Regions from separate parts of the Homo sapiens genome. Here region 1 is linked to region 2. A link is an interaction called in ENCODE POLR2A ChIA-PET data of the cell type or tissue named here. Cell type or tissue: GM12878. All regions are shown on one strand. Each heading gives the region's core, and the rest is flanking DNA. Links, peaks and the distances in the headings are about the cores only.

Region 1 (2,909 bases), core at 211-2,710, 110 kb before region 2:
CATATTTTGGCCTGGCGTGGTGGCTCACACCTGTAATCCCAACACTTTGGGAGGACGAGGCAGGAGGATTGCCTGGGCCTAGGAGTTTAAGACCAGCCTGGGCAATGTAGTGAGACCCCATCTCTCTAAAAAAGAAAAAATTAGCTGGGCATGGTGGCACACACCTGTTGTCCTAGCTACTTTGGAGGCTGAGGAAGGAGGATCCCTTGAGTCCAGGAGTTAGAGGTTGTAGTGAGCCATGATTGCATCACTGCACTCCAGCAGGGGCAACAGAGTGAGACTCTGTATCAAAAATAAATAAAATTTACAGTATTTTGTAGAAAAAGATAGTTTATTGGTGCTTTTTGCTAGACATCTGAAGGGCTCTAAATGGTCATCAGGCTTCTGTTTCTAGAGGGACAAGTAAGGAGGCCATGATCTTTTAGGCATCTTTTAGTAGCATAGCAGATTTATAGACGTCTGAGGGGCATCTAGGTGCTTGGTTTGTCCACTTGAAATGTGTACTATCTTATTAATCTTTATAATAAAATTCTGTCCTACATCTTGTGATTAAAAGCAGGAAGGAAATGATGAATTTAATGCACAGCATAGTTGTTAAGATAGACTTGTATGTGTTAGGGCCAGTGGGGAAATACAGGGTGATTTTCTTTTCAATTTTGCATTGCTGGGGCCAGATGAAGAAATATGGGTTTAGAAATGGAGTAGCAGGCTGGGCGCAGGTGGCTCATGCTTGTAATCCCAGCACATTGGTAGGCAGAGGCGGGCCGATCACTTGAGGTCAGCAGTTTGAAGCCAGCAGTTTGAGGCCAGCATGGTGAAATCCCGTCTCTACTAAAAATACTACAAAAAAAAAAAAAAAAATTAGCTGGGTGTGGTTGTGGGTACCTGTGATCCCAACTACTTGGGAGGCTGAGGCAGGATAATTTCTTGGACCCGGGAGGCAGGGGTTGCAGTGAGCTGAGATCCTGCCACTGCACTCCAGCCTGGGCGATAGAGAGAGACTCTGTCTAAACAAACAAGTAGCAAATTTAGGTTTTGTTAATTTAGCTTTTGGCCAGGCTCTGGCTCACGCCTGTAATCCCAGCACTTTGGGAGGCCGAGGTGGGCGGATCACCTGAGGTCAGGAGTTTGAGACCAGCCTGATCAACATGGAGAAACCCTGTCTCTACTAAAAAATACAAAATTAGCTGGGCGTGATGGTGCATGCCTGTAATCCCAGCTACTTGGGAGGCTGAGGCAGGAGAATCGCTTACACCTGGGAGGCGGAGGTTGCAGTGAGCTGAGATGGTGCCATTGCACTCCAGCCTAGGCAACAAGAGTGAAACTCTGTCTCAAAAAAAAAATTCAGCTTTTAATCAAGTATGTATTTTGATTATGTTTGCTAGAGTGGTTCAGTTAATGATAATTGAACTTGATATGTAGGTGTAAGATTCGTTTGTTGGAATTGACCAGCCTTTTAATGTTTTCATAGAATGAGTGCAATAGTAAACAGAATTTAGCGTCTTTGGTAAGCTAACTAATGGCTCTTTTTAAAAACCATTGCCCAGCGCGGTGGCTCATGCCTGTAATCCCAGCACTTTGGGAGGCCGAGGCGAGCAGATCACGATGTCAGGAGTTCGAGACCAGCCTGGTCAACATGGTGAAACCCTGTGTCTACTAAAAATACAAAAATTAGCTGGGCATGGTGGCAGGTGCCTGTAATCCCAGCTACTACTTGCAGTGGGCTGAGATTGAGCCATTGCAATCCAGCCTGGTGAAAGAGCAAAACTTGTCTAAAAAAAAAAAAAAACCATTCCATAAAGACTTTTTTTTTTTTTTTTGAGAGACGAATCTCACTCTGTCGCCCAGGCTGGAGTGCAGGGGTTTCACTGTGTTAGCCAGGATGGTCTTGATCTCCTGACTTTGTGATCCTCCCGCCTCTCCCTCCGAAAGTGCTGGGATTACAGGCGTGAGCCACCACGCCCAGCCCATAAAGACTCTTGATAAGTGAGTATCCTAGTTCTCAGCCGGTGAGCAAACCACCAAATAAAGGCTTCAATTATACTTCTGTCAGGTTACTTTTTAGTTTACTCTCTTGTAAGAACTGCTGGCACTGGCCGGGCGCGGTGGCTCACGCCTGTAAGCACAGCACTTTGGGAGGCTGAGGCGGGCAGATCACAAGGTCAGGAGATCAAGACCATCCTGGCTAACATGGTGAAACCCCGTCTCTATTAAATAAACTACAAAAAATTAGCTGGGTGTGATGGTGGGCTCCTGTAGTCCCAGCTACTCGGGAGGCTGAGGCAGGAGAATGGCGTGAACCCAGGGGGCGGAGCTTGCAGTGAGCCAAGATGGCGCCACTGGACTCCAGCCTGGGCGACAGAGCGAGACTCCATCTCAAAAAAAAAAAACCAAAAAAAAGAACTGCTGGGATTTCAGGAAGATGCCTATGATTGCTTCTAAGCCCAGTTACCATTTTAGTTAGTACTGCCTTACTCTCCTGTTGGTTACTATTTTCCTTAACATCTTTACATAACTGATTGTAAACTGTTCTTACAATCTTTATTAGGCTTTAAAGAACAAGCAGGTTTTATGAGAATGGGGCTCATAGCTCATTGAGATGGTAGACTCCCTTAGGTGAAGTGTTTGTGTGTGTACCTTTGTAGTATTTACGAGATTGCAGAAGCTTTCATGCCAGATGGGTGGTAACCCCATAAAGAAGTAGGGAAGTACTTAAACTTCATCCTGAAGGTGTCACAGCTGTTTTAAAGTTCCATGATTGGGCAGTATCTTGGCAGAACACACTGAAGCAGAGCCACAGCCATTTTTGCCTAGCATTATTACTGACTTGTTCTGCATGATCTAATTAACATAGAACCTTCAAGCATTAGATCTGTCAGGCTTGAAACTTAGAGCAAATTTTAGTGACA
Region 2 (2,909 bases), core at 208-2,707:
TAATTACACATGCATTTCTTTCTAAGGTACACTAAGATGAAGACGGCCACCAACATCTACATCTTCAACCTGGCCTTAGCCGATGCGCTGGCCACCAGCACGCTGCCTTTCCAGAGTGCCAAGTACCTGATGGAGACGTGGCCCTTCGGCGAGCTGCTCTGCAAGGCTGTGCTCTCCATCGACTACTACAATATGTTCACCAGCATCTTCACGCTCACCATGATGAGTGTTGACCGCTACATCGCTGTCTGCCACCCTGTCAAGGCCCTGGACTTCCGCACGCCTGCCAAGGCCAAGCTGATCAACATCTGTATCTGGGTCCTGGCCTCAGGCGTTGGCGTGCCCATCATGGTCATGGCTGTGACCCGTCCCCGGGGTGAGTGAGTGAGTGCACCATGGCACAGGCCACTGACCACAGGAGGCAGTACATGGGCCTTTGTGGGCTTGCAGGGCACTTACCAGGGTGAGTGTAGGTGGCTCATCAGCAGAGGTTGGATTCTGATCAAGATCAATGATGGTGTGGTGGCTGGCCAGTGGGAGTGTAGAAGAAGGTCAACCAATGGGAATGGGAATAGCTGGCCAGGGGGGCATGCGGATGGTTGACTATTGTGAAGATGAATGACTGATCAGTGGTCATATGGGTTGCTGGCCAAAGGGAATGTATGAATTTATGAAGGAGATTATGGATGGCTGGTTATGTACATGTAGGTGGCTGGCCAGGGATGTGTGGATGTATAGAGAGATGGTTGGATGTCCAGTGAGGTGAGGGTGTCACTGACCAGTGAGCAGTGGAGGCTGCAAGATCTGTGGTCCCATTTTAAACTCCCTTTCATCCTAATTTGAAAACCACTGGCCTGGATGACCAAAGCAAAGCCTAGAGAATAGCCTGCAGGGAATGACAAATAGGAGCTAAAATGGTAATTATAGTAACTGCCTGTATCAGGGGAGCTGCAATAACATTCTCCAAAGCTCAGGGGCTTAACACTGTAGAGGTTTCTCTCTCACTCCCATCACAATCCAGTGTGAGTAGGAGGAGCACAGACATTCAGGGACCCAGCCTCCTGTTGATGGTTTCTGAATCTTCTACTGCTGGCATCTGGCCGGCAGATGAATATGGAGAGGGAGCGAGGAGAAAGCACAGCCACTTTAAATGTTGGTTGGGTGCAGTGGCTCATGCCTGTAATCCCAGCATTTTGGGAGGCCAAGGCGGGTGAATCACTTGAGGTCAGGAGTTCCAGACCAGCCTGGCCAACACGGTGAAACCCTATCTTTACTAAAAGTACAAAAATTAGCCAGGCGTGGTGGTGGGCGTCTGTAGTCCCAGCTACTTGGGAGGCTGAGGCAGGAGAATCACTTGAACCTGGGAGGCGGAAGTTGCAGTGAGCTGAGATCATGCCACTGCACTCCAGCTTGGGCGACAGAATGGGACTTGTCTAAAAAAAAAAAAAAAAATTTATGGCCCATTTCTTCTAGTGACAGCTGGTCACATGGCCCCACCTTAATGCAAGGAAGTGAGAAATATTGTTTAGAAGGGCTCCACAGACATAGTAACTAATTAACCTCTCTGAGTCACACTATATCATGAGATGTTGAGAAGGTTAAAAGAGATAATATGTGTAGAATACTTAGGACAAGTCCTGGCTCATCGCCAAGGCCCAATGAATAATAGCTATTAAATGATTAAGCCTGTGAGATAGACAAGGCAGGGACTCCTACCTCCATTTGACTGTAGGGAAACAGAATCAGAGAGGTCAGGTGGTTTACTTAGGGTCACACAGCCAGGCATTTTGTGGAATTTGGCCTGCAACCTAGGGTTCCTGCCCCCAGGTCTGTTACTCCTTCTAGTCCCTTTTGTGGAAGTTTGCAGAGGGTTGATGCTGTGGGTGGGAGAGAACAAGCTTCTTGGTTACCTTTGACCCTCACAAGGGCAGAGTCCCTGGTGCCCTTTTATAGCCTGTGAGCCATTGGCCTTGACTCACAGCAGAGCCCCATTCCTCACTGTCAGCCTTCAGCTTACGGGCCATTAACTGCATCCCTCCTGGGGCTGGACCAGATGGGCCTCCTCACTCCACAATCCCTCACACACACACTTTCCCAGTGTGTGCCATCAGCACTTATTGAACCTGTGGGCCACTTGCTGTGTGACCTTAAACAAGTGCTGTTCTGGTTCCTATACAATGAAGGTCTTGGATTCAGTTACTTCTAGGGGTCCTGCCAGCCTGATGTCCTGTGGACCCACTCTGTCTGTGGATCCCCAGCCCCTTCTCACTTCTTAGCCTCAAGTCCATCGTGTGGCTTCTTAAATCCTAGCATTCCAAGAGATCCTGGGAGTCCCCTGGGCCAGCCTCAAGGCTGTATCAGAATCCCACAACACCCCCTAAGGTGTTCATCCAGCCCAAGCCCACACTCCAGGAATGGGGAGCTCATTTCATCCTAGGCACCCTTCCTATCTCAAGAAGGAAGTCCTTGAGTTAAGCTGAAGTCTGCTTTCCTCCCAGAAGGAAGGAAGTTTTGTTTTGTTTTTGTTGTTGTTTTGAGACAGGGTCTCGCTCTGTCACCCAGGCTGGAGTGCAGCGGCACTATCCCAGCTTACTGCAGCCTCAACCTCCAGGGCTTAAGCGATCCTCCCACCTCAGCCCCCCAAGTAGCTGGGACTGCAGATATGCACCACCATACCCAGCTAATGTTTGTTTTTTTTGTAGAGATGGGGTTTTGCCATGTTGCCCAGGCTGGTCTCCAGCTCCTGGACTCAAGCAGTCCACCTGCCTCAGCCTCCCAAAGTGCTGGGATTACAGGCATGAGCCCCATGCCTGGCCAGGAGGTTCTTGTGATTAAGCTGAGACCTGCTTCCCTCTAGGGAGCCTGACCCTATCCTTGAGTCCTGGACTCCCCCACATATATGCCCCTCT

The links. Peaks named below come from ENCODE experiments on the same cell type or tissue, not always from the same donor. Only the 100,000 strongest peaks of a DNase experiment are listed, where the experiment ranks them.
Region 1: POLR2A ChIA-PET joins it to region 2 with 5 read pairs; 19 of 35 experiments call an interaction of 5 or more read pairs at or near these places.

What each region holds. Positions count from the first base shown.
Region 1 is chr1:28,745,750-28,748,658 of GRCh38, forward strand. The region is part of intron 4 of YTHDF2 (YTH N6-methyladenosine RNA binding protein F2); the gene reads left to right. Among named protein-coding and RNA genes, the nearest start is that of YTHDF2, 10 kb to the left of the region's middle. RefSeq lists a silencer at 2,246-2,469. In GM12878, for the core only: no CTCF peak of the experiment used is centred there; no DNase peak of the experiment used is centred there; H3K4me3 peaks cover 922 bases.
Region 2 is chr1:28,858,928-28,861,836 of GRCh38, forward strand. It overlaps OPRD1 (opioid receptor delta 1), which reads left to right. Exons shown (of 3, transcript NM_000911.4): 2 at 27-376. Among named protein-coding and RNA genes, the nearest start is that of OPRD1, 48 kb to the left of the region's middle. In GM12878, for the core only: no CTCF peak of the experiment used is centred there; a DNase peak (open chromatin) is centred at 1,558.